6 separate regions of the Homo sapiens genome follow, and all the other regions are linked to region 1. The links are chromatin loops, found by intact Hi-C in ENCODE. Cell type or tissue: GM12878. All regions are shown on one strand.

Region 1 (5,000 bases):
CAGACTCTTCCCCCTCCTGCTGCTGCCTCCATTATCACCAACACTGCAAAATGTTCTCTCTCCAATGGAACATTCCCCCCATTCCCGCCACCCCTTTCACACCCTGCTGTTCGTGACCAAGAACACCCATTTGCTTTGATACATCTTGCTGTGGCATGTCAAGACCATTGACTTTCCTGAAACCTGGCTCAATGGATTCCTATGCATTTTCCTTCCAGGGTTTTAATGCAAACATTTTCATTGAGACTGGAAGGAAATGTTCAAAGCAAACAAACAAAAGGCTTTGCCAGCCTTAAGTGTGCTGCTCCCTGAGGCATCAAAAGCAGCAGCTTCGGAGAGTCTAGAACTGAAGAGTGTCTTCTACATCTCCCTCTCCTGCACACAGTTTGTTGACTGCCCCCCATCCCTGAGGCATCTTTCCCCCCTCAACTCCCACCCCACATCCAGCAGCCATTAGGCCATTCCTGGATGCTGAGGGTACCGTGTCATCCACTATCCTGACAACAACCTGCTCTTTCTATGTAATATTGTTCCATAGGTTTTCCTCTTGCTGTTCTTTTTTTTTTTTTTTCCTTTGAGACAGAGTCTCATGCTGTCTGCCTCCCAGGCTGGAGTGCAGTGGTGCAATCTCAGCTCGCTACAACCTCCACCTCCCAGGTTCAAGCCATCCTCCTGCCTCAGCCTCCCAAGTAGCTGGGATGACAGGTGCCCACCACCATGCCCAGCTAATGTTTGTGTTCTTAGTAGAGACGGGGTTTCACTATGTTGGCCAGGCTGGTCTTGAACTCCTGACCTCAGGTGATCCACCTACCTCTGAGTCCCAAAGTGCTGGGATTACAGGCATGAGCCACCGTGTCCCGCCTTCTCTTGCTGTTCTTTTCAGTTCACCCTTAATTCACCATTTCCCATTCCTTTGGTCCAATGTCTCGGTCCCTCAGGGCTGGCCCAGAGCCACATATACTCAGATCTATGGCTCTCCCTTTCCCTGCCCTGCCTATATGGCTATTTCCACAGTTCCCTTTCAACTGGCTGGAAGATGCTGCCAGGAGATTGGAAGGCAGATGGAAAGAAGGGCCAGGCATTTCTCCTCACCTCCCCTTGACCATGGATGAAGGCTTCAGCAGCGGCTGAGTCTCCCACTGGATGGGTCTCCAAGGTTCTAGACTCCACTAGGTGACCTGGCCCCTGGCTCTAATAACTCGGCTCCTCCCTTGACCCCTTAGGCCAGCCTCCCTGCCTCCCCCTTTGTGGTTCTTAGCCCCTCCGTCCCCTGTGCCCAACTCCTGGTGACATCAAAGCAGCAGCTCCAGAAACTCTAAAATTGCTCAATCTAACAATTTCCTATATTGACATTCTCTTCTTTTCAAAGACAGAGTTTTCCATTTTCCTGTTGGGTTCAATGGATGTATCTTCCTTTGGGATTTCCAAACTGCTGTAATCTGATAAAGTCCTGTAGGACAGGCAAGCTGGGCCCTGAAATCACACCAGTTGACTTTGGTTTTCATCCTAGCTCTGACATTTCTAGCTGTGCTGCCTTGGCCAACTTACTAAGCCCCTCTGAGCACCAGTTTCTTCACCACTGAAACAGGGATAATGAAACGCATTTCCTCCATGGAAGTAGCCTTTGATAACCTCACAGCACATGGCCTGCCAATGGGTAGGTGCTCAGTGAACATTCATTCCCCTTGCTTCTCCTAAAGTGGTCATAACTGTGAGAGTATGAATGCATATCCCTTCCGGGGAAACATATTTGTATTCTAACAATGGAAAGAAATACTTGGCCAGGCATGGTGGCTCATGCCTGTAATCCTAGCACTTTGGGGGGCCGAAGCGAGGAGATTGCTTGAGCCCAGGAGTTCAAGACCACCCTGAGCAATATAGTGAGACCCTGTCTCTATTTAAAAAAAAAAAAAAAAAAAAAAAAGACCTAAACTCGACAATTAATTTTGAATATGTAAGTCTCCGACACCCATGGCAAGACAATCAGAAAGATATTTTTGGACCAGCAACCTTTGAGAGCCTTGAAATCACTCCAAGGAGGGGGTCACCTACTCCGCGGGGACTGGGGAGGGCTCCATTATCTGGGAGGAGGCTTTTGTGCTAATATGAAAAGTGATCCTTCTCCCCGCCTCCCAAGGGAAGGATGTGGAATGTGTGAGACTCAGATGTGTGGGAGTCTGGCCCAGGGTTATTTTTGTTACCATTAACATTCTCTTCTATATGTATTTTAACCTTAATCAAATGCATGTGTTTTTGTTTTATTTGCACTTAGTTCATCAAAATGTCCCTTATGATCTGAACTATGCCATAAGCCTAAGCTCCACAGTGAAACACTCATTAATACCCCTGGGAAACAGGAAGTTGCATTTAGTCAAATGTAAATAAATTCAGCTCCCCGGGGCTTTGCCCTGGCCTGGGTCAGAGAAGAGGACAGTGGCTTCTCAGTCCATCTCATCATTGTCCCCCCCACCGACCCCAAAACTGAGCTGGAAGAATGACATGCCGTGACTCTCAACAGATAAAGTGTTCTGAAAGTGTGCCTATCCTTTGTTCAAAACCGTTACAACGTCAAGTGCAGTTTTACAAAGAAATGAGTTTCTCTTGCTTTGGCTCAATCATCGGGTATCGTTCCAGATTTTTTCCCACCCCCCGCCAATGCTCTGAAACCAGGCAGTGCAGGCAAGAAGCAAGAAAGAGAGAAAAAAGAGATGTAAACCTAAACCACCTCACCAAAGACGCCGTGTGAGCCGTGGTTAAGAGGTTTCCGTCTCCCCGTCTCTCTCACCCTCTCACTGACTCTCCTACTGCACACATGGAACCAATTACGAACAAAGCCCAATTGTTGTATATTTGGAATTTCCCACATCAACCTGATGCTTTCTTTAACTGACTCGTGATGTGTGTCTGCGCTGGAGGGCTGAACCCAGGTTTCCAGCCCGTGCGCTGCTGCCGCCGCCGTGGCACCCTTCGCCTCTTTCTTCTGATTCATTTTCTCATAGTACAAAACTCTGCTTCTTTCCTTCGCACCCCACCCCCATTTCCTATTAGGTGTGTTTGAATAAACAGAACCTTCATTTCCGTCATTTTCAATGAAGTAAGCACACTGGTCTGCAGACAGTGTCTCAAAGCTGGTGCCCAGAGCGTATGAGTGGTATCAAGGCTAATACCAAAAACCACGGGATGATTACAAAGGAAATGGCCATCCCTTTCATAAAACTCAGAACAGACAGAAGCAGTGTATGTAGAAATGCTTTAAAAAGAAAAAGAAAAAAAAAACCCAAACATACCCCATATCCTGGAAGCACCTTACTTGATTTTCTTTGTAGTAATTTTTTCTGCTATGGAAATAAGCCGATTTCAGGAGGAGTAGAGATGGGGAAGGTAGGGGAAAATATTACAGAAAAGTTAACGTTTGAGACCATTTATGCCATCCATCAAAGAAGGCTGTGTGATCTGAAATTACACAATATGATCAGAAAATAATTGACAGACGTGATGGATGAATCTGCTTCGACACAGCCGTGTAAAACGAAACATAATTTCTTCTTGTTTACTGGCACACGTAAAAATAAATGTTCTATAACACAAACATTTAAATGAGAAGGTGCCAAACACAAGCCTGTTCGATTTGATTTGATTCATCTGAACCATGTGATTGCAACAGTTTCTTCTTCTTTCCCTCATACTTTCTCTCTGTGGACTGTATTCACATATACAGTGAGTAATACCCGTGCGTTTATTTTTATGCGTTAGAAAGCAGGAAGGGTAAACAGATACGCATGTCTGATGCTCAGTTTTATAGATAGAATTTATGATTTCAAAGAGGTCCCTGATGTGTTCTGTCTGTGGTCTTCAGATATTGTTCCTCCGTTCAGAAGGGAGTGAAATCAGAGTGTAGGATTCTGCATTAATCTCCACTCCAGATGGTGATATTCCAAATAGTCTTTTTAAGGTGAGCATGTGACCTACTGTACGGCCGAGGGGCTTGGGAGTCACGTGATGGAATGAATAATACGTCTGATAGAGCTTTGATTAGACAACTGACCTGATTACCATCTGCAGCCACGAGAAGCAAAGTTGACATTTCTGGATCACTCTCCCCAGACGCGTCACTTGCCCACAAGCGGGACACGGCAGTCTCGCTGAGCCAGCTGTGCAGAGGGACAGATGGAAGAAAGCTAGAGATGCTGCTTCGTGGGCGCTGAAGTTGCAGAACTTGGGCTGGTTTTCTTTCTTCCCATCCCCCCTCCTCCTGACAAACCACATCTTGACTCAGATGGTCGAAAGAAAAACTCTTTCAGTTATTTGATATTTGGGAACCCTCCAGGAGACCATAACTTATTTTTGAGGGAGGCTCCTTCTCTCCCTTTGCTGGGAACACACACACACACACACACACACACACACACACACACACACACACACAGCTGTACACCATGGTGGTTCAGGCTGCAGTGGCTCCGAATAGATCCCAAAGACTTTTACTGAAAATTCCTTATGGATCTCTGAGAAGGCGCAGCGTTGAAAGGGTAAGCTACGTGGCGGGTTGTTTGCTTCTCAGTTGCTCCAAAGACAGGAAGATGTTTGTTTTCATTGTATACCGCGTTACTTCTGTTACTCACGTTTCCTGAACAGTTGGAGTTCCTGGGACTGTAGAATACTATCTCATCTGTAATTTTAGTTTTTTAACAGATAATGATGAGAAACCTGAAACAGTAATTTTTGTAACTTGTGGATCTCAGATGGGGGAGGGGTGCTCTTAGAGATGAAATATGAGGGAAAAGATTGGGATGGAAACTTCCCCCTGGAATGGGTTTGAAAGATTTGAGTGCTTGCTGAGAAATGCATGGGGGCTGTGAAAATGATTTCTTCTGTGTTTACTGAAACATACTCATTAGAGCAGCAGGGCTGTGAATTTCTTCTACTGGGTGACAGTGTCTAAAAGGGAGGTGATGGTGATGTTAAGGAGCTTCAAAGCTTTGGTAGTTTAAATTATGCAG
Region 2 (5,000 bases), 68 kb after region 1:
CTGTAAATACAGATGAAGCTTCACTCTCTCACGGCTCGCCTCCTGCTGTGCAGCCAGTCTGTGGCCCAGGGGTTGGGGATCCCTGCTACATAAGATCCCCAAGAAATAAAGAGACAGCTCTGATGGTTTAGGTATTCACCTGCCCAAAGACAGACCTGGACAGATGGTCTCTTTTGGTTTGTCCAACTCTTTAATTCTGTTGTCTCTGAATGGTAGGAACATATCGAGTGCCCTTACTGATGGCCGGAGTTATTTATAGTCTCATCTTTTACGCTGTCACCTTGAAGGTGCCTTTCTTCCCACTGAGCAGGGCCACTCTGCTCCAGTTCATCTGAGTCAGACTTTCCACAGCAATTTATCCGATCCACACCAACCTATTTCCATACCAAGTATTTTTAAAGACATAAGCAATATTTGGTTTCTTTGTTATCTAAACAGAAGGAAAATCATTTGCTTTAAAGTTACATGCAAGGTAACACTCTTTGGTGTGGGTCTACTTTTCTTTCTTTCTTTCTTTCTTTTCTTTTTCTTTTTTTTTTTTTTTTTTTTTTTTTTTTTTTTTGAGACAGAGTCTTGCTCTGTCGCCAGGCTGGAGTGCAGTGGTGTGATCTCACCTCACTGCAACCTCTCCCTCCCAGGTTCAAATGATTCTCCTGTCTCAGCCTCCCAAGTAGCTGGGACTACAGGCACGTGCCACCACGCCCAGCTAATTTTTGTATTTTTAGTAGAGACAGGGTTTCACCATGTTGGCCAGGCTGGTCTAGATCTCTTGACCTTGTGATCCATCCACCTCAGCCTCCCAAAGTACTGGGATTACAGGCGTGAATCACCGCACCTGGCCGATGTGGGTCTCCTTTTCAACAAATTATCTATTTTTGCTCAATTATCTATATTTGCTGCCTTCCAACCTCCCACCAGGCCTGGGTCTATTTCTCTGTTACTCTCACTGCACCGTTGCTGGTGGAGAGGCCTGAGGGGAGACCACTGGAATAGGAGATGTCCACCTAGAACCTTATGCAGACTTGCCTAAGTTTCCTCTTGTGTTCTTGTCCTGGACATCTTGCCGTGTGAGAAAGCACGGTTCCTCCCAAATGTAATTGTAATGTGTGATATGAAATGTATAACTCGCAGTTTTAGAATGACAACATTTTATAATCTATGAACCACCTCCCCCTTTCTATGATCAGATATTTCATGAAACAAACCACAAGACGTCTTGCTTCTCTCAAGGAAAATGAAATCAAAAGACATAGGTCTTTTTTTTTTGCCTTTTTGTTGAGATGGAGTCTCACTCTTTCGCCAGGCTAGAGTGCAGTGGCACAATCTCGGCTCACTGAAACCTCCACCTCCTGGGTTCAAGCAATTCTCCTGCCTCAGCCTCCTGAGTAGCTGGGACTACAGACGCGCGCCACCACGCCCAGCTAATTTTTGTATTTTTTGTAGAGGCAGGGTTTCACCATGTTGGCCAGGATGGTCTCAGTCTCTTGACCTCGTGATCTGCCAGCCTCAGCCTCCTAAAGTGCTGGGATTACAGGTGCGAGCCACCACGCCTGGCTAGATCTCTTTTTTAAAACTTTTCTTTGCTATCTGGAAATAAGACTTTCTGTTTTTGCACAATACCACAGATCCTTTTAAAATGATGTAAAACAATTCATTCGTACCTTTTCTAGGGGCTTGGTCAGCAAAATGCCAGCCATATGTCTTGCAGACTGTTCTAATGACAAGAGTCTGGGCTGGCCTCAGACCTGCTCCAGTGTAGCCTTGAGGGCCCGTAGCTCAGTTATCTCTGTCTGATGACTTCAACTTGGGCTTGCCTTTCAGAAGGGAGGCTTCTTTTGTTCACAGAGCTCAGCCCCCATTGCAGGTTCGCCCTGGCTGCTCTCCCAGGCAGTACACAGGGAGGGGCCCATCATTGCAGAGACATCTATGGAGATGTCAAGACAGTGCCTGCGATGAAAGGGAGCGCTCATTAGTGCCTTTAATGAGGCTTCCCCAGTTTCATTTGTGGCTGAATCAGAAACTTTCTGAATCATTTACCCTGTGGCAGAGCAGTTTTCAGACATGAGAAAGGATAGGGTCCCTCCATCACAAAGAAACCTCCATGAAAACTTGACACCATTAAGGGCCTGGAACAGGGCGCGGTGTCTTCAGAAAACCACACCTTCCCACACCAAGGAGGGTAGCTGGAGTGACCGCTCTGGAAGACCCTGTGGCTTTTCTGCTGTGGTCCACCATGTGCTTCCCTCATATGGGCACCTCCCAGACTCAGGGCAGTTCCAGACCAGGGTAAAATGTAAAACAGATCTTACCAATATAGTAGAAAAGAGAGGCCTCACTCCATTCCAGGGCCAGCTAGGAGGCTGTGGCCACCTTCTCTCTAAGACTTTCTGTTTTTGTGCAAAATTCAGAGATCCATGTAAAGTGATGTCAGGGAAGCCATTCACACCTTTTTTAGGAGCCTTGTTTAGCAAAATGCCAGCCATGTGTCCTGTAGACTGTTGAAATGATAGGTGTACAGTCAGGCCTGGCCTGCCCTTCTGTCTGAGGGCAAGCACAAATCCTAACTGTAAGTATAATTCTATCAGCTCAAGCCTCCAAGTAGCACCAAAGCTCCTCTAGTTAACCTGCCTGGTGTCTACGATCTGAGACTCTTCTCTTACCCTGTTTTGTTTTGCTTTGCTTTTTGAGCCTTCATAGTTCCTTGGGCTGCCATTTTTTGACAAAGTAATGTTATATGTTTGGCTTTGCATACACACTGTATTAGTCCGTTTACACGCTGCTGATAAAGACATACCCCAGACTGGGTAACTTATAAAGAAAAAGAAGTTTAATGGATCATAGTTCCATGTGGCTGAGGAGGCATCACAATCATGGTGGAAGGCAGAAGGCATGTCTTATATGGCAGCAGACAAGAGAGAATGGGAGCCAAGCAAAAGGGGTTTCCCCTTATAAAACCATCAGATCTTGTGAGACTTATTCACTACCATGAGAACAGTATGGAGGAAACCGCCTCCATGATTCCATTATCTCCCACTAGGTCCCTCCCACAACACCTGGGAATTATGGGAGCTACAATTCAAGATGAGATTTGGGTGGGGACACAGCCAAACCATATCACACGATTTGCATTTAACTAAATTGGACCCTTTCAAGTCCCATGGTTCTCGGATACTAGGATTTCAATCCTTGCTCTCTTTCCCCGTCCTCTTTCTGAGTTCATTAGAATCTTCCCATCCTGCTTCTTCCTTTATAGTCAGTAGCACCAGAGAGTAGAGAATGAATCCTAGCCTGGCCACTGACCAGCTGTGTGATCATTGGTTGACACAACCACTCTGGCCCATGGTTTACCGGAGGGTTGGACTAGGAAATCGTAAAGACATTTCTGAGCTGTAACCTTCCATGAATCTATAGATAAGAAAACAGTATTGGGCTGCTTGGAAAGATAAAATGGAAGCTCTATCAAGATGCTGTTGTCCACCCAAGGACATCTTCTCTTGACATTCTCATCCCATCACTACCCGGGTCAGCCTCAATTCCTCAATCCTTTCAGAATCCACTTAGTAAGAGAGTTAACCTTGTGTGAAGAAGCAGTGATAGCGCCATTCCTGTTGCAGGCTCATAGCACGGAGGTTGAGATGGAGAAATACCCTCAGGCCTATACATAGGCATTATTCAGAAATCTAATTTTAATACAAGACCATATTTTTAATAGGACAAGAAATAACATGTATGGCATCCAATTAAATGTAGACTCCTGTCTTTTGAGTATGAAATCAACACAACATTGACTGCTGTCCTCTCATGGAAGTAGACAGTAGGAAAGACCTCACATTCTAGCCCCTTACACTGCAACAGTTGACATATTCCTAAATGGAGAGTGAGGAAAGGTGAGGAGGGCTGGATTTGACCACAGGCCTTGAAGAAGTTGACTGCCCATGGGAAAAGCCAATCTGTGACCTTGAAGAAGTCAACCCATGACCTTGGCCTCAGTTGACGCTGCTCTGAGTGAAGCATTGTCAGACCCCCAAGGAAGCACGTACTGAGAAACATGACTTCACTCCATGAGTACTTGGGGAAACTGAAAGGGTTTGTGCCCTTCAGTTTCCCCAAGTACTCATGGGCTGTAGCAATGTTTCTCACTTCCTAACCCATAAAGCCAAATGGCTCATGGTGGACCGGACTTCAACAAGTATTAAGTTGTTTTCTCACATTTATTTCAATCAAAGAGCTGCGCTGTTTGCATGGCCAAATAATTGGAAACAAATACCTTAATACACCTTACAAATGTGTATCCCTTTGCACTTTAGAAAGCAACTTCAACTATCAGGACAGTGAGCTTTGTTTTCCAACTAAGGTGATGAGATGGGAAAACCTTTTTGCTGCCAGAATGGGAAATCTGATTTAACAAAGACTAGATACTGACTTCCCTTGTGGCAGCCCTGTTGAAAAGAAATGTGGCACATCCAGAAGTTGTCTGAGAGGGGGTCACTGTGCAGTACTGATTATTCTTGTTGTTGTTGGCTCTGCAAAGTAATTCCAGGATTTTGTTCCATTCTATATTTAGTCATGCCTGCTATTAAATTAGAATACTTTTATATCATTGACCTTTGACATATGGACATTTTTCTGGAGGAAAAAATAACATTCAAACTCTCATATTAATGTTGGGAAAGTACAACCCTCAAAAATGTGGCAGTTTCTAAAGAGCCAGGAACTAGCCAATCAGAAGTTTATATTACAAATAAATCCCACTCATTATGCCAGGGAAGCATGTCAAGCATTGGCAGTTATGCTGGCCAAGCTAAAATGCTTCCTGAAAAATTAGAATTCCCAAATAATGCATTACAGCTTTTACCTTATGAAAAATAGAGGAAAATTGCATTGGTAATCTCACCATAAAATAAAAAGTAGATCCAAAATATAACTAAAATCATGTGGTTAACAATTTTCAAAACCTTAAACGCTCTCCAGGATGGTTTCACTCCCTAATCTCACCCTAC
Region 3 (5,000 bases), 84 kb before region 1:
GGGATGGGGTTTCACCATGTTGGCTAGGCTGGTCTTGAACTCCTGACCTCAGGTGATCTGCCTGCCTTGGCCTCCCAAAGTGCTGGGATTACAGGCATGAGCCACCGCACCCGGCCTGCTTTTTTTGTTCTTTAGTGAATGAATAAGATGTAATGCAGCTAAACATAATGTAGGTGGGAAAGAATGCATTGTTGTAATGTTCCCATTTCACTGCTTCTGTAGCTCATGCTCAGGTGTCTCTCCTGAGTCATCAACTCCTGCAGAGCAGAGTTCAGATCTGCCCACTTATTTTCATGGCCAAGCAAAGTGAGTCCCCTGCAAAATTAGCTGCTTCAACCTTTCCCTCTTTAGGTGATTTATGTTTTGTAACTTTGGGGTGAATTATCTAATATTGAAAAACTTACTTATTTGCAGAGTTGGGTTAAGAAGTAATTATTTGCCCCAAAGTTGCCTAGATTTCTGTTAGGAACTCACATCTGAGCTCCCTACATCGAGTGGGATTTTGAGATCAGAAGTCTCTCTCCATAACTGTTGCCAGGGAAAGAAGTCAATTCAGCAGGTGGCTTAGTCAGTTCAGGCTGCTATAACAAAATATCTTGGATTGGGTAGTTTATAAGCAACAGAAATTGATCGCTCACAGTTTTGGAGGCTGGGAAGTTCAAGATCAAGGCAACAGCAGATCTGGTGTCTGGTGAGGGCCCGTTTCTCACAGATTGTCCCTTCTATGTGCCCTCACATGACAGAAGGGACAAACAGGTTCCCTCCAGCCTGTTTTATAAGGACACTAATCCCATTCGTGAAGATTCCACTTTCATGATCTAATCAGCCCCGAAAGTCTCACTTCTTAATACCCACGTGTTGGGAATTAGATTTCAACATATGAATTTTGGAGGGGAACAACCTGATCACAGCAGAAGGCTTGGTGCCTTTTTTTCCCCAAGAACAGGATGGCGAGGGTTATTTTTACAGCCTCTCACAACTGGGCACATATGATCCAAATTCAGAGCATTACTGTAGCATTCCAGTTTTCCACTTGCGCTCCTTATGTCTTCCTGTTCATCTTCTGGTTTTATTGATTCGTGGACAGTGAGTGCTCTGGCCATTTCTATTGGTGTGGACTTGCCCTGGAAAGGGACTCCCACCCTCTGGAAGAGGCCTCAGCATGATTAAACTCTGGAGAAGTGGGTCGTGTTTTGGAAAGCATGTTAGCTATGCTTATTTATATGCCACATCATATATGGGCTAAAACCAGCACATGTGGTCTTTGTTTCATTGCTTCCTATTGAACGTGGATTCGATCCAGCGTGCTGGAGAGGAATGATGATTTTGGAGAAATGGATGCAGTGAGCAACACTGGCCCACAGGCTGCAAAGTGCTAAGGTTGAGAGTGCGTTTAGAAGTGCGTATGTAAAATAATTCAAACTGCAGTATCCCGGCGAGGTGCTTCGGCTCTTTATGCATTGTTATATTAATAGCTTATGTCCCCACGGATAGTTCAAGCCTTCCAATTCAATCGACAACTGTAAATTACAATAAAAATGGCATCAAATCAGTGAGTGGCCCAGTGCCAAGTGACAGTGCCATTTTTGCAATGGGGCACATCTATTCTGAGCATGAAAGTGATGGCTAGCAGGAAGCACCCAGGCAGTCCCATGCAGAATCTTTTAAAACTTGAACTCGTTCCTGGGGAGAGAAACATTTACTCTGAAGAGCTGGTGGGGAGAAGTGTCATGAGCTGAATGGCCAGTGGTCTCCTGAGTGAAAAAAATAAATCTTAGAGTTTTATTTCGGCCTCATTTAGTTATTAAAATCATTGGTTTCTTTGTCTTGGTTTCCCCTTAACTATCACAGCGTTAAAACTCACCCTTCAGAGTCAATTCACATCAATAAGAGACTCAAAATCTTCAGTTCCTTCATGTTCATACACACACATGCACATGTGTACACACACACAGATATACATCCATGCATATGGATGTATGGATCTCTTGGTTCCCCCCCACACTCTTGGTTGACACACACCCACATACATACACATGGGCACACACAAGCATACACATTCATACACAGGCATAGATATACATACATGCACATATGTCCACACATGCACACTTGGCATGCATACACACACATGGGCCAATGGCAGTAGCCACTGCAAATCTTCAGTGCATCTTTCTGGGGGGCTGCAGAGGTATTAATTACACCTCTAACCTGAGCAATCTACTTCTCCAGCTCTTGCAAAGAACCTGGACAGAACAGAGTCACCAAAGATCACTCTTGCCAACTGCATGCCCAATAGAGAGAGGCAAGGTGGTTTCTGAAGCAGACAGGATTTTTCCAGCAGGGCCACATGGAGCCATGCAGGGCTCACTGAATCAGTACCATGCCCACCTCTCTCTTGCAGTTTTCTGTTTGGGTGTTGGAGGAACAGCATGGGTGACCCTGGGTAGAAGCTGCTCTGCGTTTGAAAGGAGACTACAGCCTTTGCATTCACAGTGAGAGGAGACTGGCCCACACCAGGGTTGGGAAGCAGGATAGCAGGATAGCGGCACATCATTACATTTCCATTCTAATTACCACTTGCTTCAGTTCTGTGATCGTCCCCCAGGGGGTCTCGTTAACACGGTTTTGATGCCTTCCATGTTGACTGGGGCTCCTGCACAGGCCTCATCATTCCACGCACCCTTTCTCTATACCAAGCCCTTAACATCTGCCCAGGATGGGCAACGCGCCATGTCGTCTGGCATTTGGGTTCAACCGAAGGGGAATCAAAGGGAACAGTCCTTGGTTCTTTTGAACCAGACTGTCAGATCAGAAGCCCAGAGCTGTCAGAAGTTGCTCACCTGAGCTGCTCCTTCCAGAAGCTTCCCCCGGGCAGGGGCTTTGTTAATGTGTTCTGCTCTGATGGGTCGAATTTCATTGTCCTTGCCACGGCCTTTTCGGCAAAAGCCTCCATCCTCCTGCTCCATTATCATTTGACAAGGCAAGTCACTGGTGAAAGCTGTTGTCTTTTAAAAAAGCATCTTCTTCCCAGCTATGGTTTCTTTCCCAGATAAATTCACTAGGTGGCAGTGAACAGTGAGGGAAAGAGGGCTGCTTTTGAAAAGAAATTCAAAGGCAAGCAGAATTAAACATTCTAGGATATCTAATTGTGGGTCGTAAACTTCCTTCTAAGAGTCATGGGCTGTGACATTTGTAACTAATAAGAGACAAACTGCAGCTTTAAGCAGGATATCTAGTCTCTATTAAATGATGAAATGCCATCTGCTCTTAGCACTCTGCTGATAATTTTATTCATAATATGGTTGAAATCAAAGACATTTGTTTATTGTCCATAAACATATTTTCTTTGCAGAAAATAGTGCATACAAGCAGGTCCCACTCATCCCGTCAAAGCCTTTATTATGTATGAGTGGGTGTGAGCATTGTGAGTGTGTGTTTTCTTTAGATGGCAAGTGAACCTCATGATTATGTCAAGGATTTAAGTGTCATTATTCTTTGATTAATTTCTCCATATAACCACCATCTCCCTTTCTCAACCAGGAAGAACCCTTTTTCTTCCTTTTAAACTCAATGTTTTCCTAGCAGGTAAAGCCTAGGATCCTATATTACTTCTGCTTTGGGAAGACTCTAAAATTTCGAATTTATTAAAAGACACTAAAATCTTAGTGCACACACTTCCAATTAGTTTATTTATGTGCTGCCTGGTTTTTAACCTAAATGCACTTTGTTCAGAGGGGAAGAAAACAATCATAAATAAACTGAAAAGTCAGTTTCCAGAAACTGCTGAGCCGTGCAGGCAGCCTGCAAATACCCACCTTGCTGGGATCAGGAAGGCAGGCACAGTCATTCCACGGCCTCTGTACCTCCCCTCTCTCATGTGATCCCCGTCCGTGCCCCCTACCCTGGCCTTGGCCTTGGATCCTTAGCAGAAGTGATGCAGGGAGCTCTAGTTCCAGCTGAATGCTCTTGGGCACAGCAGCATCACTGGGCCAATCATATTGACTTTACACTTCAGTCCTCATGACTGGACTGCTCCGCATTCCTGGCTGTTTCTCTATACCTAGGTCTCTGCTGTCCCCTAGGCCTGAGTCCCATTCTGGAGAGCAGTTGACCTCATCTAGTCCTATCTTGCTGTGGCCAGAGTCTCCAAGGCCTAAAGTCCCACCTTTATATCCCAGCCTGGTCCCGAGACCCACCTATTTGATGACAGACTCCCTCCTCGAGTGCCAGCCACATGCCTGTGAATTGCTGAGTATCACCATCTCCAGGGCCCCAATAGTGTCCTCCACTAAGTGGGTCACCACGATGTATCCCTTCGATGAGGATCACCCCTGCAAACTCCAGCTTTCTCTGATGTCTATACTCAATGAACACTGATGGAAGGTTACTATGTGCTAGACTCCGAGCTGGGCACTGAAGACACAGTGGAAGTAAGACACAGTCCCTGACATCAGAGGGATTACAGCTACCTCCAGTTTCTCATTTTGCCCTTGTGTGTTCTCCCAAGGCCAGCAACAGAGTCCATTCCCAGCCCTGCCTCACTGGGCTCCCAGTCGGCCCAGTCCTGTTGCAACCAACTGTCCTGGCTATGCCTGGCTGTGCCTGAAGACACCAGAGTGTGCAGCTCAATTTGGAGTGAAATGCTTTCAATCACTGTCCATAGGCAGGTTGATGCTGCCTTTATTCAATAGGAGAATAGAACCCGAGTGCTGAGTATTTACCCGGTCACTGTCTGTTGGGTTCTACGTGGTCAGGTGCCCCTAGTAGCCGGTTCAGTATGGGAGCAGACCTAAGAAACCTGCCTGACTCGGAGTGTGAAGCTTGGGACCACTCAAGCCCCACCTGGTTAACTTGCTGTAAGAGAGATTTGAGTCGGGGTAGAAAATGACCTTGCCTTAGCTTCAATCATGTCATCCAGAGCTGTGAGGTGGGGTTCAGGGGAATAGAAACTGTCCCTTGCTAAGAAGACACAATCATCTGAGGCCAAGTTTCTATAT
Region 4 (5,000 bases), 180 kb before region 1:
AGCTATTATACATTTTCAATAGGGAGTGCTATGTGCCCAATTGTAGGATTTCAGTGGGAAGCATTCAAGTCTGAGAAAAGCAACCAAACCACACAAAGAGCCCAGGCAGCAAGCAGGTCATGGGTCCTTGGCACAGGGGGAGAGGCAGGCGTCCAGAAAGGTTGACTTGAGAATCCAGTCATTTTTTATTTGATTCCAGGCATTTTGTGGAAAAGGTCCAGTAAGTAATGAAATAAGTCATTTTTACATGAAAAACAAAAGGCTGACCAGAAGAAAGATTAGCATCAAGGACAGCACCTGGAGAGTCTAAGGAAGGAGCTCCTTTGGGGGAAAGGAGGTTAGAGTTTTAAGTGTATTCAGCATGGAGAGGCTACAAGGAGGTGGAGATACCTTCCCAATAGGACACTAGAGATGGGAAAATTGTATTGTGGGAGCTGCCTGAATGCATTCCATCGTCATCTCCCGGGAAAACTGGGAACCCCACTGTCCCAAGGCCCATAAAGCTAATGGCATGTTTTATGTCTCTGTTTTACATCTTTATTTCCCCCTAGTGAAATATGGAATCAAAGAAAACCAAATTTCCCAAGTCTACTTCTAACCCCCAAAATAAATATTTTACCAAGTATTTATTGAGTTCCTTCTCTGTGACAGCATTCTGCTCATTGCTGCCTTAACCTCCCAGGCTCAGGCGATCCTCCCACCCCAGCCTCCCAAGTTGCTGGGACCACAGGCGCATGCCACTGGTGCTCAGCTTATTTTTTGATTTTTCGTAGGGACGGGGTCTCACTATGTTGCCCTCCCAGCCACTGTATCTGGCTGATCTTTTTCTATGTCAATTTGGGGGTAAATGGAGAAAGGCATGGGATATAGGTCGAAGCAAATGTCCATGGAGCGTTCTCTAAGTCAGTCATTCCACGATAATGGCTCTGTTCCTTTATTTACAAAGGACATATATAGCCAACAGTATGTTGAAAAAGAAAGAACATCAGATTAGCAAGGTTGAGGACTTCTGTAATCTTAGGAAAGTAACCGAACTCTCTGGGACTCAATTTACTTATCTGTGAAATGATGGACTAGTTGATACACAATTTGACTGTAATATCCTATGATCTGATATCATGGAGTTAGGCTCATAATGCCTTTAAGAAATCACATCATTGCTTTTATAGAATGCAAGCTGTTTCTTGTTATAAGGAAGAGTGTCGCCCTCCCTCCCTCCCTCCCTCCCTTCCTTCTTTCCTTCCTTCCTTCTTTCCTTCTTTCCTTTGAGACAGAGCCTTGCTCTGTCACCCAAACGAGAGTACAAAGGCATGATCACAACTCACTGCTTCCCCAAACTCCTGGGCTCAGGCAATCTTCTTGCCTTAACCTGATTAGTAGCTAGGAATGTGCACCGCCACACCTGACTAATTATGTTTTTTTTTTTTTGCAGAGACGAGGTCTCAGTATGTTGCCCAGGCTGGTCTCAAAACTCCTGGGCTCAAGCAGTCTTCCCTCCCTGGCCTCCCAAAGTGCTGTGATTATAGGCATGAACCACCATACTGGTCAGAGAAGGGTATTCCTTAAGGGTACAACTTGTGTCCAAGGCCACCCTGAACAGTCAAAGCTATGATCTTCTTTGCCAGTCTCCTGGGGATCCTGGGGCTGAGCGCAACATCTGCATCCTCAGAGGCTGATAACCCTCCCTTCTCTCATGAGGATATGAAGATAGGTAAGAAGGAAGAGGATGCATGGTCTAGTCCTTGGGTCACCTGAGACTGAACAGGAGAGAAGCAGGGTCCCTAGACCATCATGTTTGTCATGGAGCCAAAGGGTCACTGCCCAGTGTGCCAAGACTATGACACCAGGTTTGTGAGAAAAGCAAAGCTTTTATTGTTCCCAGGGAGACAGGAGTCCAGCTCAGATCTGTCTCCCTCTGCTGGCTTCAAGGGAGTAGTTTTATTAGAAGAGGTTTACGGGGTGGATTCTGGGATTAGTGGGTGATCGGTGGAAGGAAAGGGGAAACCTAGAAAGGTCTTGGCATGAGCAGTTATCTCTTCATGCCTCCTCATGGGTCGCATGTGCAAATTCAGGGGGCGTTAGTACGAAACGTGTGGTGGTAGTTCAGACTGTGACATCACAGGCTGGTTCTGTACAGGCTCTGGTTGGTCATATTGATTCCAACCAATTGTAGCCTGTTTTGTTATCCCATAAGAGGAGGGAGTTTTAGCATTTTGGCCAGTCTTTTTTTTTTTTTCTTTTTCTTTTTATCTGCGATTTTGTAAGCTCAATAAATTCTGTTAGTCATTGGTGTCTTTGTCTCTTTGGACGATGGTTTCCAGTGTCTCCTTTACGGGGGTAGGTCCCAGCCCGCACTTCTGCCCACTGCTGTGCTCCATCACCATGGACCCTGCACAGTTGATCCTCTGGCCTTGTGCTTTTCCTCTCACCTGATGCACATCATTCTGCTCCAGCTGCCATCTTTGCAGTTCCTGCCCAGTCTCTCTCTGCCCTGTTGCTGTTACCACTTTATCTCACTCTAACTCTATGGGAAACCTGGCCATGGCTGTCTCCACTGGGCCCTGCCCTGTCTACCCTATTCCGCCCAGGACTAGTCTGGATTGTACGTATCTGTTGCTTTGGCTGGTACTAGCCTGGTCTACTGCTGTTGCCATCCCTTCTCTCTAGAACTACTGAAGGTGCCACTGTTGAGCTGCTGCTATCCTCTCTTCTGCTCATCTGCACAGCTAACAACCGCCCCTGCAGCTCTCTGACCATGAAGTATATATCCCCTTTCTGTCTCTCTACCTGTTTCTCTTTCTTACAAGACGAGATTGAACCTTTAAATAGTCTTGCTTTATGTTTCAAGTTTCCATAGTTCTACAACAAACCTCCAAAAAATACTTGAAGTTAGAAAAATTACAAAATGTTGTAATGTTTTTTGTACTAATTTCTGCCACGACATCCTCATCTGTACTAGCTCTCCTTACGCTTAGGGTGGTAGATTTTTTCATGCACATTCTACAGATTTTAGGGTTTAGACACACAGATCTCTCACTATGGATATCTAGAACTAAATGAAAAAATGAAAGACTCTATCTCTACATCCTTCTGCTGGGATCTCTCAGGAAGCAAGAGTCTTATGCAAATAGTTTCCGGGCTTCTTGAAATAGACATGCAAATTAGAACCCACAGTGGCTTTGGGCTACACCACATTATACACATAACAGGAAAAGGAGGATGAAAGGTTCTTTCTGAGCTATATGCCTGGGAAAACCTGTTCAGACACAGACATTGGCAAAAGATGATCAGCATATGGAGGGGCCTTGGGTTGATTTAACAAAGAAAAAGTATCAAGGCCCAGGGACCTAGATTCAAAGCATTCCTTTCTCCTGGGTTTTGTTTTCTCTCATTCCGCGCTCTCTGATTGTGTAACTGTCTAAACAAATTCAGACATGAAAGGGAAACACCCTACACGACTTTAGCGGTCGCGTTTGTTTGTGCTCCATCGCAGTACCCACGCAGTTGTATCCGGGCAGGCCATGCACGAAGATGTGGTAAGGATATCTATCATTTCCTTAAAAAATAAAAAATAAATAAATAAGAAAATGCGCCTTTATTCTCCAAACTTCTCTTCTTTCATATCTGACTTATAGCCCATGAGCCACACATTTGGGCTACTTTGAAAGAAAGCTTAGGGGGATTGATTTCACTGAGAGGTAGAAACAGAAGCCATGCTCTGCCCGGCCTGGACGTGTGCTTCTGGGAACGTTCAGAGGCTCCTCAGGAGACGGGCACGGTGCCTTGTATAAAGCACTTCAGCCTTTGTTGAGCAAACAAATTCCCTTAAATTGGAACAACAACAAAAAATACCTTTTTTAACATTGGAGAAGTAGTAATTTCTCCATTTTTTTTAACATAATAGAATAGAAAGTTGGCTAAGAGAAGCTAGATAAATAACTGAGATTACTCAACAAGCTGGGTATAGAAAATGGGTTCAGTTGCAGTGGCTCACGCCTGTAATCCATCCCAGCACTTTGGGTCAGGAGTTCGAGACCAGCCTGGCCAACATGGTGAAACCCCATCTCTACTAAAAAAAAAAAAAAAATTAACCGGTTGTGGTGGTATGCACCTGTAATCCCAGCAACTCTGGAGGCTGAGGCAGGAGAATCGCTTGAACCCAGGAGGCAGAGTTTGCAGTGAGCCGAGATGGCACCACCGCGCTCCAGCCTGGGCAACAGAGAGTGAGACTCTCTCAAAAAAAAAAAAAAAAAAAAAAAAGAAAAGAAAAGAAAAACAAAAAAGGAAATGTGTTAAGATGTAAGCGCTTGGTGATCTACTTTTAGAAGGTCCAACTCCTTTCTCCAAACCATGACCAGGTAAAAACATGCTTGGAAACCATAGCAAAGTTTTCAAATTAAGCCTTTGTTTCTGGAGCTATTTTCCATATCTCATAATTTCTCTTTGTTCTTATGATTACTATGATGTTTAAAGTCAATACTGTTCACAAAGTTTGGTTTCTTAGGTTATGCTGAGGTACTGAGTCAGAAAAATCATGTCTTACTAAAATTGAGACAGAAATATTCTTCACACCTGATCAAAATGCCAACTTGGCTTTATGACCTCAGGCATGAGTGTCTCTGTTTATGAACATTTTTAAAAGACAGTAGTTTTGCTTTTAATGAACATATTTAGATACCATGGTTAAGATTCAATTTGCAAAATAGAGTGCATTTCCAGGTTTGGGAGTAAAAGATGCCCATCAATTTCATTATTTTGACACAGTGAGAAATTGAATCAAGCAATTACTTTCCTTTGTGCCTCAGGTTGAAGCTGGCCAAGGAAATTTAAGACACAGGAGTGATTTGAAAAAAAAAAAAGAAACAACTCCTTAGAGCTATGAAGATAATGCACATTGAGGCACATTTATTGTTTGAAAGGTCACATTGTAAACATAATTCCATTATTAGACAATCCCAGTACTGTTAAAGGGACCATCAAACACTCTGCAGGCATGGCCC
Region 5 (5,000 bases), 100 kb after region 1:
TGGAAGAAAAACAGATTTCACTTCTAGACATCACTTCACAGTCACATTACAAAGCCGTGAAACAGGAAGGAGTGAGAGATAGTGGCCATTTTTTACAATGTTTCACAACATATTTCATGGCTGTCCAAGAATGTATTAAGAACACATTAAAATAGGCCATGTTTTTGTATCCTTTAATTACAGTGCTTTTTTATATACCTCAAACTCGTCTTTTGGACTTAAAAGAGATTGGCCATGTCTATAACAAAGGACTTTTTCAAATTTTCTCTTTTGACATGAGTTGCATGTTTCTGGCAATTCTGAAGCAGATCTTAAAGAACTCTCCACCACTTGCGTTTGGGTTTTCATTTTAGTTTTCTTAGGCAAGACTTCCTCCTTTTTAGTTGCAAAATAAATAAAATGGTTTTTCTTCAAAATTTTTTATTATGAGTTTTTAAATGGCATTGCGACAGTGTTAAGTTTGGGCAATTTCTGTTTATTTTATTACACAAGAGACACCATGGTTTAGAATTGTTCGTACATCCATAATAATTAACTCATCTTTTAAATAAGCACCTAAGAACATCTGACACCTTTTGCATTCATAATTACTGTTTATTTTGAATTCATTTGTGGTTATCTTATGTTTCCATGCTGGTCTCAACTGTTGACTCAAAAATCAAAATTATTGCAATTGCAAAGGTAAAGACAGAAAGGTACTGTGGGTGTTAAGAAATGGGAACTTTTATACGTTACTGATGGGAACGGAAATTTGTTCAATTACTTCAGACAGCAAATTGGCAATACCTAGTAAAGACACACACCCTACAGAAAGCAATTTTACTTCCAAATGTTTATCCTAGAGAAAATCTCACACACTACAAAGGAGACATGTACAAAGGCAGTCCTTGCACCCTTTCATTCATTTATTCATTTGCTCGGCAAGTATTTATTAAGCACATACTGTGTCTCACATAGCAGAAGACAAAACAAAAATCCTGCCTGCAAAGGGCTTACATTCCAGAGGAAAAAGATATGTAATGAGCAAAATAAATAAGGAAATACATTGCAGGAAAACTGATGATAAGGGCTGTGAAAAAACAATAAGAGAGTGAAAAAGAATAGGAAGTGTTGGGGAGGAGGCTAAAACTGTAACTAGGCTGTACAGCGATGGCCTCACTGAGAATGTCACAATTAGAGTTGCAGATTTAACAAATACAAATATAAGATTCCCACATAAATTTTAGATAATCAGTGAATCTTTTGTTAGGGTAAGTATATCCCACATAGCACTTGGGGGTATACTTATACTACACATGAACTTGTTGTTTATCTGAAATTCAAATTTAACTGGATTTCCTGTCTTTTCTCTGGCAATGCTACTGATAACTGAGTAAAAACATGGGAAGAAGAGGGAGCAAATTAAGTGGACATGTTGAGAAGGTCATCAAATGAATGAATTCCCGGAAGAGGAGCTTGGCAGGCAGAGGAACCGCTAGGAGCAAAGGCCCTGGCTGTTTGTAAATAATGAACACTTAGACGTAACTTGTCTCTCAGCTGGAGAACGTAGACACATCCTGTGGTATATTTGCACCATGGAATCCAATAAATGGATGAAATTCAAAAACACTCATATTGATAAATCTCAAAAATGTGATGTTGAATGGAAAATAAGTTGGGAAAAGATAACTCTGTTCTAGCTGCATTTCTGTAAAGTTGAAAAACACACAAAACAGTGTATACTGCTTATGCTACATTCATATGCAAAGGACAGAAACAAATAGGGAATGCTAGAGACCTACTGTAGGAGACTATCACCTTCTGGGGAGGGAATGGGGAGGGAAGGAAAAAGGATGAGAAGCATGGCTTTAGCAAGCTCTCTCTCTCTTGCTTTCAATAAGCAAAGAAGATAAAGTGTTTAACTTTAATGGTAGTTACATAGCAGTCTAATATATTTTCTGTCCTTTTTTTTTTTTTTTTTTTTTTTTTTAGATGGAGTTTCCGTCTTCTTGTCCAGGCTGGAGTGCAGTGGCACGATCTTGGCTCACTGCAACCTCTGCCTCCAGGGTTCAAGCGATTCTCCTGCCTCAGCCTCCTGAGTAGCTGGGATTACAGGTGCCCGCCACCATGCCTGGCTAATTTTGTATTTTTAGTAGAGACGGGGTTTTACCATGTTGGCCAGGCTGGTCGTGAACTCCTGACCTCAGGTGATCCGCCTGCCTCGGCCTCCCAAAGTGCTGGCATTACAGGTGTGAGCCACTGCACCCGGCCTATCTGTGCTTTTTTTTTTTTTAAGTGACTTTAAAATTTAAAAACCCAGAATTTTAGGTACTTTTGTATTATGAGGAACTCACTATACTAGGAAGCAACTTATGAGTGTGTAAATATTTGATCTAGCAGCAACTTTCCACTGATCCTGGCAGGTGACAGCTCTCAGTGAACAGCGCTCATCACCTAAAGTGAGAGGCTGTCTATTCTCATTGTGAATGTCCCTCAGAGTCACTAGGAGCCATTGGGCAGGCCAGGAACTTACTGCCTACTTCCTCGTCTGTCAGGTGGAGGTGTTGACACAAGCCTTGAACCCTCAACAAATAAGACAACAGCCACATGGTGCCTGTAAGTATTGTAAGAATCGGCGGTTGTGGCATTTCATTTTGTCTGATCTGGGACCCGCCGTGGGTTTCCCTTTGAACTGAACATTGCAACTTTCTAGGTATAGACTTTTGGCAAGTTACTTAATGTTCCTGAGCCTCGATTTCTGGATCTATACAATTGGAATTAACAAGACCTGCTGTGCAGTCTTGCTGCAGATTATAGATAATGTACATAATATGCACATCACCGCCCAACAGATAATAGATATTATTATTATTACTGTTATTATTAGCTGATCATAGTTTAGGTTATAACCATTTCCAAAAGAATTTCCTTTGTAAGAACACACTTAGACAACTCAGGTGCATTTTCTATTTTTCTCTACAGACTACCTTCTGATGTAAAATATAATTTTAGTTCTAACTCCTAAAAAATGGAATGAAATGGGTTCTCCATCATTTTTCGGCAGTGTTGTCACTGACTTGCTGAGTGACGTAGGGCTGCAAGGGCCTGAGAAGGTAGAAGGAACCAGAAGTTGACCTATGGGCGTGGATAATACTGCGCCACACAGTTGAGGATGAGACACAGCAACACCTCAGGGGTAAATGCTGAAGTTCAGAGCACGCACCTTTAGATGTGACTGACGGGCATTCCCATGGGAAGGCAAACAGTGCACCCTCAATTGCTGAAAGGTTGTGGGCTATTTAAATGCATTTGAATTCACTCCTAAGTTATTCACACACGAGCAGGGCGAACATCTCGGCAAGGAGCATACACTTGGTGCACTCAGAGGACAGGGATGGAATTGGAATGTAGGGCACAGTTATTTAGGACAAGACTGTTTCCTATGATTAACTTACAAGATGTAATTCACCCGGGGTCTCATTAAAGCTCACAGCAGTTACCTATGAGGCTCAAACCAAGGATTGACATCTAACATAGTGGAGAAGACGGTATTGTATACAGACAAAAGCTGCCAGATTTCACGCCCTTAGTGGATGCTGATAATGGAAATAATACCATAGCATATATTTTATTTAACATGTACTCTGTGCCAAAAACTCCCTCTTTATACATTACACAATGCAACCCTCATAGCATGCCTATGAGTAGGAATCTGAGATGAAGAAAAGGTTAGAACTCATTAGCCTAAAGTTACACCACTAGTAAGCTGTTGGTTGGTGGTTCAAACCTCAGGAGTCAGCTACCATAGCCTGTACTGCTGACCACTGTGTTATTGCACTCTGTGTCTTTGGGCAGGAAAGTGGATTAAACACCAGTTTCAGCCTGCTATATAGACAGATAAAAAAAGGCCCTTCTGGAAGATTCAGGCTGACCTGTTCAAAGTCACACAGGGAGAAGGAGCAGAATCAGAGATGTGACTGTGATTGCCATGAGGGTTACGTTGAAAATCAACAGAATCCATAAGTAGCTGCATTCTAATACACACCAAGAAGGATGCCAAGGTCCCAGACTGGGGGCTGCAGAGGCTCAGCCTATGCCTCATCATGGGGCTCGGCCCTGTTGACCCAGAACATTTCCAGGTGTCTGCAGAGCTCTGCTCGGGTGCCATGATTCTGATTTCAAGGGGTGGCAGAAATGTTCTGTGGCTGAACATGATTTTTGGCGCTTAAACTTCCAATTCTTTCCTCAAGGTTCCCCTCCGCTCCTCCAGAAACCAATCTGAGACTTCGCACTGCAAGCCCTTTATCAACCCATGCCTCCTTTTGCTCAAAATTAAGCCATGACGGAAAAAACGGAATGCACTTTGGAGGTCTTAAAAATTGACTTGGATACAAATCTGCTTCCTTCTAGGTACAGACTTTTGGCAAGTTACTTAGTGTTTCTGAGCCTCCATTTCCGAATCTATACAATGGAAATTAACAAGACCTACAGTGTTGTGTTGCCACAGAAATTATAGATAATGCGTGTAATGTGCATGGCACTCAACAAATAGTAGATATTATTATTATTATCACTATTATTATGAGCTGATCATATTAATAGTTTAGGTTATAACCATTTCCAAGGGAATTTCCTTTGTAAAGAGCACAAGGGGCATTCTCTGAAGATTTGAAAGGTACTTTCCTTTCTCTTCACTATGTATTTCCTCTTCTACTGAGAACTTGATTTCACTTTTGAGAAAAAATCTGTGCCTACCTTCCCAAAACCACACAAAGAAGTTAAAAGTACATGAACAAAGGAAGAACCTTAGATCTCTAAGAGCCAACATGAAAACAATTCATAGTTTACAAAGGAGAGACTAGGGAGAGATGGAAGCATGTCTATTTCAAGATCTAATAGAAACTAGACCTGCTCTATTATTAAGAGCTTTTATTAGGCCCCCTCAAAAGCTTTCAGGAGTCTTCAAAATGCATTGCAGGTATCCCCAAAAAAGTGGGCTTTATTGTTGGGGCCAGTGTTGC
Region 6 (5,000 bases), 85 kb after region 1:
AAGGCAGAAACCACTTGAATCCAATTGAAATAGAAAATTCTTAACTTCTTGAGTGCTGTAAGAAAAATCAGATACCAATATATGATTCAGTAAGCTGTAAAAATCAATCTTCAAGCACTGATTCATGGGCAGCCATGAGTTTAGAGGAGTCTAGGTTCTAGAAAACATTTCTATTATAGTAGAATCAGTTTTTCTACATAGATGGTTTTACATGTTAGGGGAGCAAATGATGACACTGGGCTTCATTCTCAACCGAATTTTTTTTTTCTTTTTTTTTGAGACGGAGTCTTGCTTTGTCACTCAGGCTGTAGTGCAGTGGCACGATCTCAGCTCCAACCTCTGCCTCCCGGGTTCAAGCGATTCTCCTGCCTCCACCTCCCCAGTAGCTGGGATTACAGGTGTGTGCCACCACGCCCAGCTAATTTTTTCTGTATTTTTAGTAGAGATGAGGTTTTACCATGTTGGCCAGGCTGGTCTTCAAGTCCTGACCTCAAGTGATCTGCCCGCCTCAGCCTCCCAAAGGGCTGGGATTATAGACGTGAGCCACCACACCTGGTCTCTAAACTGAAAACTTAAATGAAGGCTTGGGTTGGACTCTTAGGACTTGGAAGAACTTGACCATGTTACCTTCTTCGGAAAGGTGGGAAATCCAATCTGTAGGAATAAAGATAGAAATTCCAGAAGTGACCCTCAGTGGAATTTATTTTTCTGCTCTAAAAGTATGTGGGTCTTTTAGGCGTCTTGGCTCTGTTCATTCTGTGTATCCTTGTACATTGTCGTGTAGGGCACATTTTTCTTATTTGCTTGTATAAGGACACTGTCTTAAGTAGAAAACATGAAGACCAGCATGGTCAGTGAGCCCTGAGTGAAACAAATGTCCTGTCTTACTACAATCAAAACTCTGTTTCAACAGCAGCTGGTGGACCAAAAGGAAATACTGTGCTTTCTGCTAGTGTTTGAAGGAGATGACATTATAAAGCCTGCAAGTAAATCTCTAGCAGGCTTCTTATCTTTGCCTTTGGCTTCCAAATTGCTGACTGATCATTGGGACTGCTGTTGTGTTGCTTTTTATTATGGACTGGAATTGCCTTGGTTATTGGCTTGGCACTAATCAATACCCATCACAAAAGGGAATAGACAATGAGATCATCATCACTCCTCCTTCTCCCAGGCCTTAAGGGGTCCAGAAACAATCACTCCCTACAGTAAAATCTCAACTATCTGGACCAGTCTGGCTGCAAATAACCCCAGTGATGAGATTTTCACTGATTCTTCTAGGAATCTGTGTTCACAGTTGGCCAGGGCAGGCTGACAAATGTTTTCCAATACACAGCCTCATTTTCTCTTCTGTTCCATTTCTTCACATCACTTCTAGTTAATGCACAATATACAGAAGCAGAAACAGGTCAAAACTGGGTTGAATATATTCCCCTCGTCTGTGGTTTTCAAATCTCTGCAGCCACGAATTTCCTCCTTGAACCACACACGATGAACAGACGCCTAATAGGAGAAATAAAAAGTTGATTTCCTTGAGCAGCAAATTTTTAGCACACACCAAATTCAATCAATCATATAAATGTACTGATTGATAACTTGAAATTGCATGAGGTAAAGGGAAATTTTATACTAAAAAAAAAAAAAAAAAAGAGCCAGGTGCAGTGGCTCACCCCTGTAATCCCAGCACTCTGGGAGGCCGAGGTGGGCAGATCACGAGGTCAGGAGATCTAGACCATCCTGGCTAACACGGTGAAACCCTGTCTCTACTAAAATTACAAAAAATTATTCAGGCGTGGTGGTGCGTGCCTGTAGTCCCAGCTCCTGAGGAGGCTGAGGCAGGAGAATTGCTTGAACCTGGGAGGCGGAAGTTGCAGTGAGCCGAGATCACGCCACCGCACTCCAGCCTGGGCAACGGAGTGAGACTCCATCTCAAAAAAAAAAAAAAAAAAAAAAAAAAAAAAAAAAAGCGTTTCACTACAATAGAAACTTTCACTGGGCCCGATATTGTTACACTGAAAATGGATTTTAAAGAAGGAACAGAAACTAAAATTAAAGAGCATTTGCATGCTGCCTTTTGTGCAATTAAATTTTTCTGGGAAAGTGGTTTGAATGACCAAGAACAGAAGATAAAGCGATCACATTCAGGAGGTTAAATTTTTGTACACAAAAGTAAATATACAAATACTTTTGATTGATAATAGAAGTGGTGATTAGAGGGAATTCTTTGTTTAATGTATATCTCCATCTGTTTTGGCCCAGTGGTCAAGATCAAGCCCCACCATTGGTGCAGTCAGTGAATCTAAATTCTGATCAGGAGTGGGATAACCCCACCATCCCTGTGATATCTCTTCCTTGAAAGAAGTAAGTGCAGATCTTGCCCATTGTGCCACCACAATTGCAGCCTGTATTAATGAAGAAATGCTCCAGTTGCATTCTCTCTTAAGTCATTCTTTTTTTTTTTTTTTTTTTTACACGGAGTCTCGCACTGTCACCAGAGCTGGAGTGCAGTGGTGCAATCTCGGCTCACTGCAACCTCCGCCTCCCAGGTTCAAGTGATTCTCCTGCCTCAGCCTCCTGAGCAGCTGGGATTACAGGCGCCCGCCACCACGCCTAGCTAATTTTTTGTATTTTTAGTAGAGACGGGGTTTCACCATGTTGGCCAGGCTGGTCTCGAACTCCTGACCTCATGATCCGCCCGCTTCGGCCTCCCAAAGTGCTGGAAGTCATTCTTTCAACAGATGTCTGCTGAACACACTATGACAGGTACTCTTCTAAACATCAGGGATAACGCCGAGAATAAAACATGTCCGTGCCCATGCTCAGGAAAGTTCCATTTTAAGAGGACTTAGGGTAGACAGGAAATGAACAAATATAAAATCTGTACTGTGTCAGATGATAAGTAACATCATGAAGAAAAATAAAATAGTCTAGGAGGATGGAGAGTAATGTGAAAAGAATGTGGTTTTGACTGAGTGGTCAGGGACTGCTTCTCCCTGAGAGAAGTCCTTCCTTTATGGCAAGAGATGCTATCTGGGGGAAGAGAGTCCCAGGCAGAGGGAACGGTAAGTGTGGTGGCCTAGAGGTGGGAGCATGGCTTTTCTGATGACTGGGAAAAAAAAAAAGGAACGAGAAGAAAAGTAGGCGGAGATAAGATGGGGTAGAAAGGAGATTTCCAAATAATGTTGATTTTTTAGGCTGGCCCATGCACTTTGGCTTTTACTCTTAATTAGATGAGAAGTCATTGGAGGAACTTCAGCTGGAGTGTAATGTGATCTGGCTTACGATTTTAAAGGATTACTCAGGCCATGGCATGGACAATAGACTGAAGGAGGCCATGTTCCACAGCCTGAGTCATTTTTAGCCATTCCCTCATTGGGCAACAGAGACAGCATGTCCATGAGATGGGCACATAGTATAAAAGTGGGGAATAACAGCTTCAAGATCTTAAAAAGCTTCTTCTTAACTTTAGATGCGCAGCTGAATTGCAGCCTCCACTGCCTCTCCCCTAGCCACGGCCCACCCCAACCTGATGGTTGATCCCTCTCACATGGTTTGTCATTGACATGTGGCACATGCTGCCTCTATCATTACATTGCTTTGTGACTTGCAGGTTTATTTTGTCTATCTCCCCTTCAATACTGTGCCAACCTTGAAAACAGGGTGGTGCCATGTTCACCTCTCCATTCCTCCCCAGGGCTGGCACATCACAGAGACTCAACCATGCTTCTTTGCATCAGTGAATTCTTTAGCAATCTGTTAGGACTAGCTAGCACCAATAAGATGAAATATCTTAAAGATCAACTGCTTATGTATAAGATAAACGTGGCCTACCTTTACAATAGTCCAGGTTTTAAAAAAAAGTCTGATTTTTAGCAGACCTTGAACTCGGTGTGAGGCATTACATGTGGTATAGCTGTTCTTTAAAAAAAGTGATGAAACCTTATGGTAAACATAGGTTTGGGCCATTTGCCGATTAGAATAAATGTATCATAGCATATACATGATGCTGTGCTAACATACCCGGTTTATGTGTGTGTACGTATGTGCACACATGTGTGAGCAGAAGCATTGTTTCCTCTTTCATCAGATAAGGGACCTGCCCACAGAGCCTAAGTCTAAAGTTGTGGTACTAGTAGTTTGGAAGGAGAAAATGTCGCACTCAGGAACACTTGTATGGAGGTCGGGTGCTTTAGTTCCTTGACATCATAACGGTCATGGGTTTTGTTGACACCTGAAGAAGAAAGCTGTTTATTTACATATACACTGTAGATTCTCCTTAGATGAAAGGGATTTGGCCTTAAACATCATCTTCAAGGAAACATATATTGATGCTTCTAAGATTCAAACAAAGAGACAGAGATTTTTGAATAACATTGCCCTGGAAAACCTCACTCGATACAGACCATCCACTCTAGGGTTTCCCACCATGCTGTTTATTGTGTGTCCAAGGTGTGTGTTCCTTATTACTTCCTTCAGGAAAATACATGATTACCCTAGGTTATCATTATGGACTGAGCACATTTTTTTCTCATCCCATTTTCTCACTTCTTACAAGCATAATTTAACCAAAGAATGAACTACTCACAGTTGCTTATAATCCTGAATGGCAAATCAATCCTGCCATTTGAATACAGTCTATTTATTGCAGACAATTACTGTAGTCTGAAGAAGTCATAAATAGACAGACATGGCAGAAATAGTCAACATTTCTGTCACATGCCTCATTGTAATGATTCAGCTCTACTATGTCCTAGAGAGAGAAAAAAAAATTTACAAAGCACAGAACTTGTGGGTTTCTAAATAATTTTTAACTGGCACCATACGATGCTAATTTTGTCTCCTGTTTTGGCATTTTCTAGTCAGAAGCAGTATGATCTTGTCATTAGAATAATAAAGCAGGAATTTTGCCCTCTAGTTCAAGTAGAGGTTTGAGCAGGAGGAGAGCTTTTTATTTTTAGAGCAGACTGCACTTACCTCATAGCTAGAAAATAATCACCTGTAAT

What was found. A loop is a pair of places that touch in the nucleus more often than their neighbours do. Peaks named below come from ENCODE experiments on the same cell type or tissue, not always from the same donor. Only the 100,000 strongest peaks of a DNase experiment are listed, where the experiment ranks them.
Region 2: a loop joins it to region 1, with 2.6 times the contacts of the local background. A loop is called at or near these places in 3 of 110 quality-filtered maps.
Region 3: a loop joins it to region 1, with 2.9 times the contacts of the local background. A loop is called at or near these places in 5 of 110 quality-filtered maps.
Region 4: it touches region 1 in a loop (7-fold over the local background); 5 of 110 quality-filtered maps call a loop at or near these places.
Region 5: it touches region 1 in a loop (2.1-fold over the local background); 7 of 110 quality-filtered maps call a loop at or near these places.
Region 6: a loop joins it to region 1, with 3 times the contacts of the local background. A loop is called at or near these places in 5 of 110 quality-filtered maps.

The regions. Positions count from the first base shown.
Region 1 is chr10:14,007,589-14,012,588 of GRCh38, reverse strand. All of the region lies in intron 2 of FRMD4A (FERM domain containing 4A), which reads left to right. Among named protein-coding and RNA genes, the nearest start is that of FRMD4A-AS2, 19 kb to the right of the region's middle. In GM12878, no CTCF peak of the experiment used is centred here; DNase peaks (open chromatin) are centred at 2,838 and 4,012; H3K4me3 peaks cover 1,719 bases; H3K27ac peaks cover 3,821 bases.
Region 2 is chr10:13,939,209-13,944,208 of GRCh38, reverse strand. All of the region lies in intron 2 of FRMD4A (FERM domain containing 4A), which reads left to right. Among named protein-coding and RNA genes, the nearest start is that of FRMD4A-AS2, 50 kb to the left of the region's middle. RefSeq lists a silencer at 1,817-2,001. In GM12878, no CTCF peak of the experiment used is centred here; a DNase peak (open chromatin) is centred at 1,978.
Region 3 is chr10:14,091,969-14,096,968 of GRCh38, reverse strand. All of the region lies in intron 2 of FRMD4A (FERM domain containing 4A), which reads left to right. Among named protein-coding and RNA genes, the nearest start is that of FRMD4A-AS3, 20 kb to the right of the region's middle. RefSeq lists an enhancer at 2,338-3,028. In GM12878, a CTCF peak has its summit at 3,063 (motif pointing right); a DNase peak (open chromatin) is centred at 3,050.
Region 4 is chr10:14,183,386-14,188,385 of GRCh38, reverse strand. All of the region lies in intron 2 of FRMD4A (FERM domain containing 4A), which reads left to right. It overlaps LOC124902378 (a long non-coding RNA gene), which reads right to left. Exons shown (of 2, transcript XR_007062060.1): 2 at 1,924-3,556. Among named protein-coding and RNA genes, the nearest start is that of FRMD4A-AS3, 110 kb to the right of the region's middle. RefSeq lists an enhancer at 2,773-2,822 and a silencer at 3,103-3,162. In GM12878, CTCF peaks have their summits at 1,909 (motif pointing left) and 2,672; DNase peaks (open chromatin) are centred at 2,665, 3,275 and 3,385; H3K4me3 peaks cover 521 bases; H3K27ac peaks cover 1,049 bases.
Region 5 is chr10:13,905,134-13,910,133 of GRCh38, reverse strand. The region is part of intron 2 of FRMD4A (FERM domain containing 4A); the gene reads left to right. Among named protein-coding and RNA genes, the nearest start is that of FRMD4A-AS2, 84 kb to the left of the region's middle. In GM12878, no CTCF peak of the experiment used is centred here; no DNase peak of the experiment used is centred here; H3K27ac peaks cover 1,472 bases.
Region 6 is chr10:13,922,530-13,927,529 of GRCh38, reverse strand. All of the region lies in intron 2 of FRMD4A (FERM domain containing 4A), which reads left to right. Among named protein-coding and RNA genes, the nearest start is that of FRMD4A-AS2, 67 kb to the left of the region's middle. In GM12878, no CTCF peak of the experiment used is centred here; DNase peaks (open chromatin) are centred at 1,447 and 2,029; H3K27ac peaks cover 1,341 bases.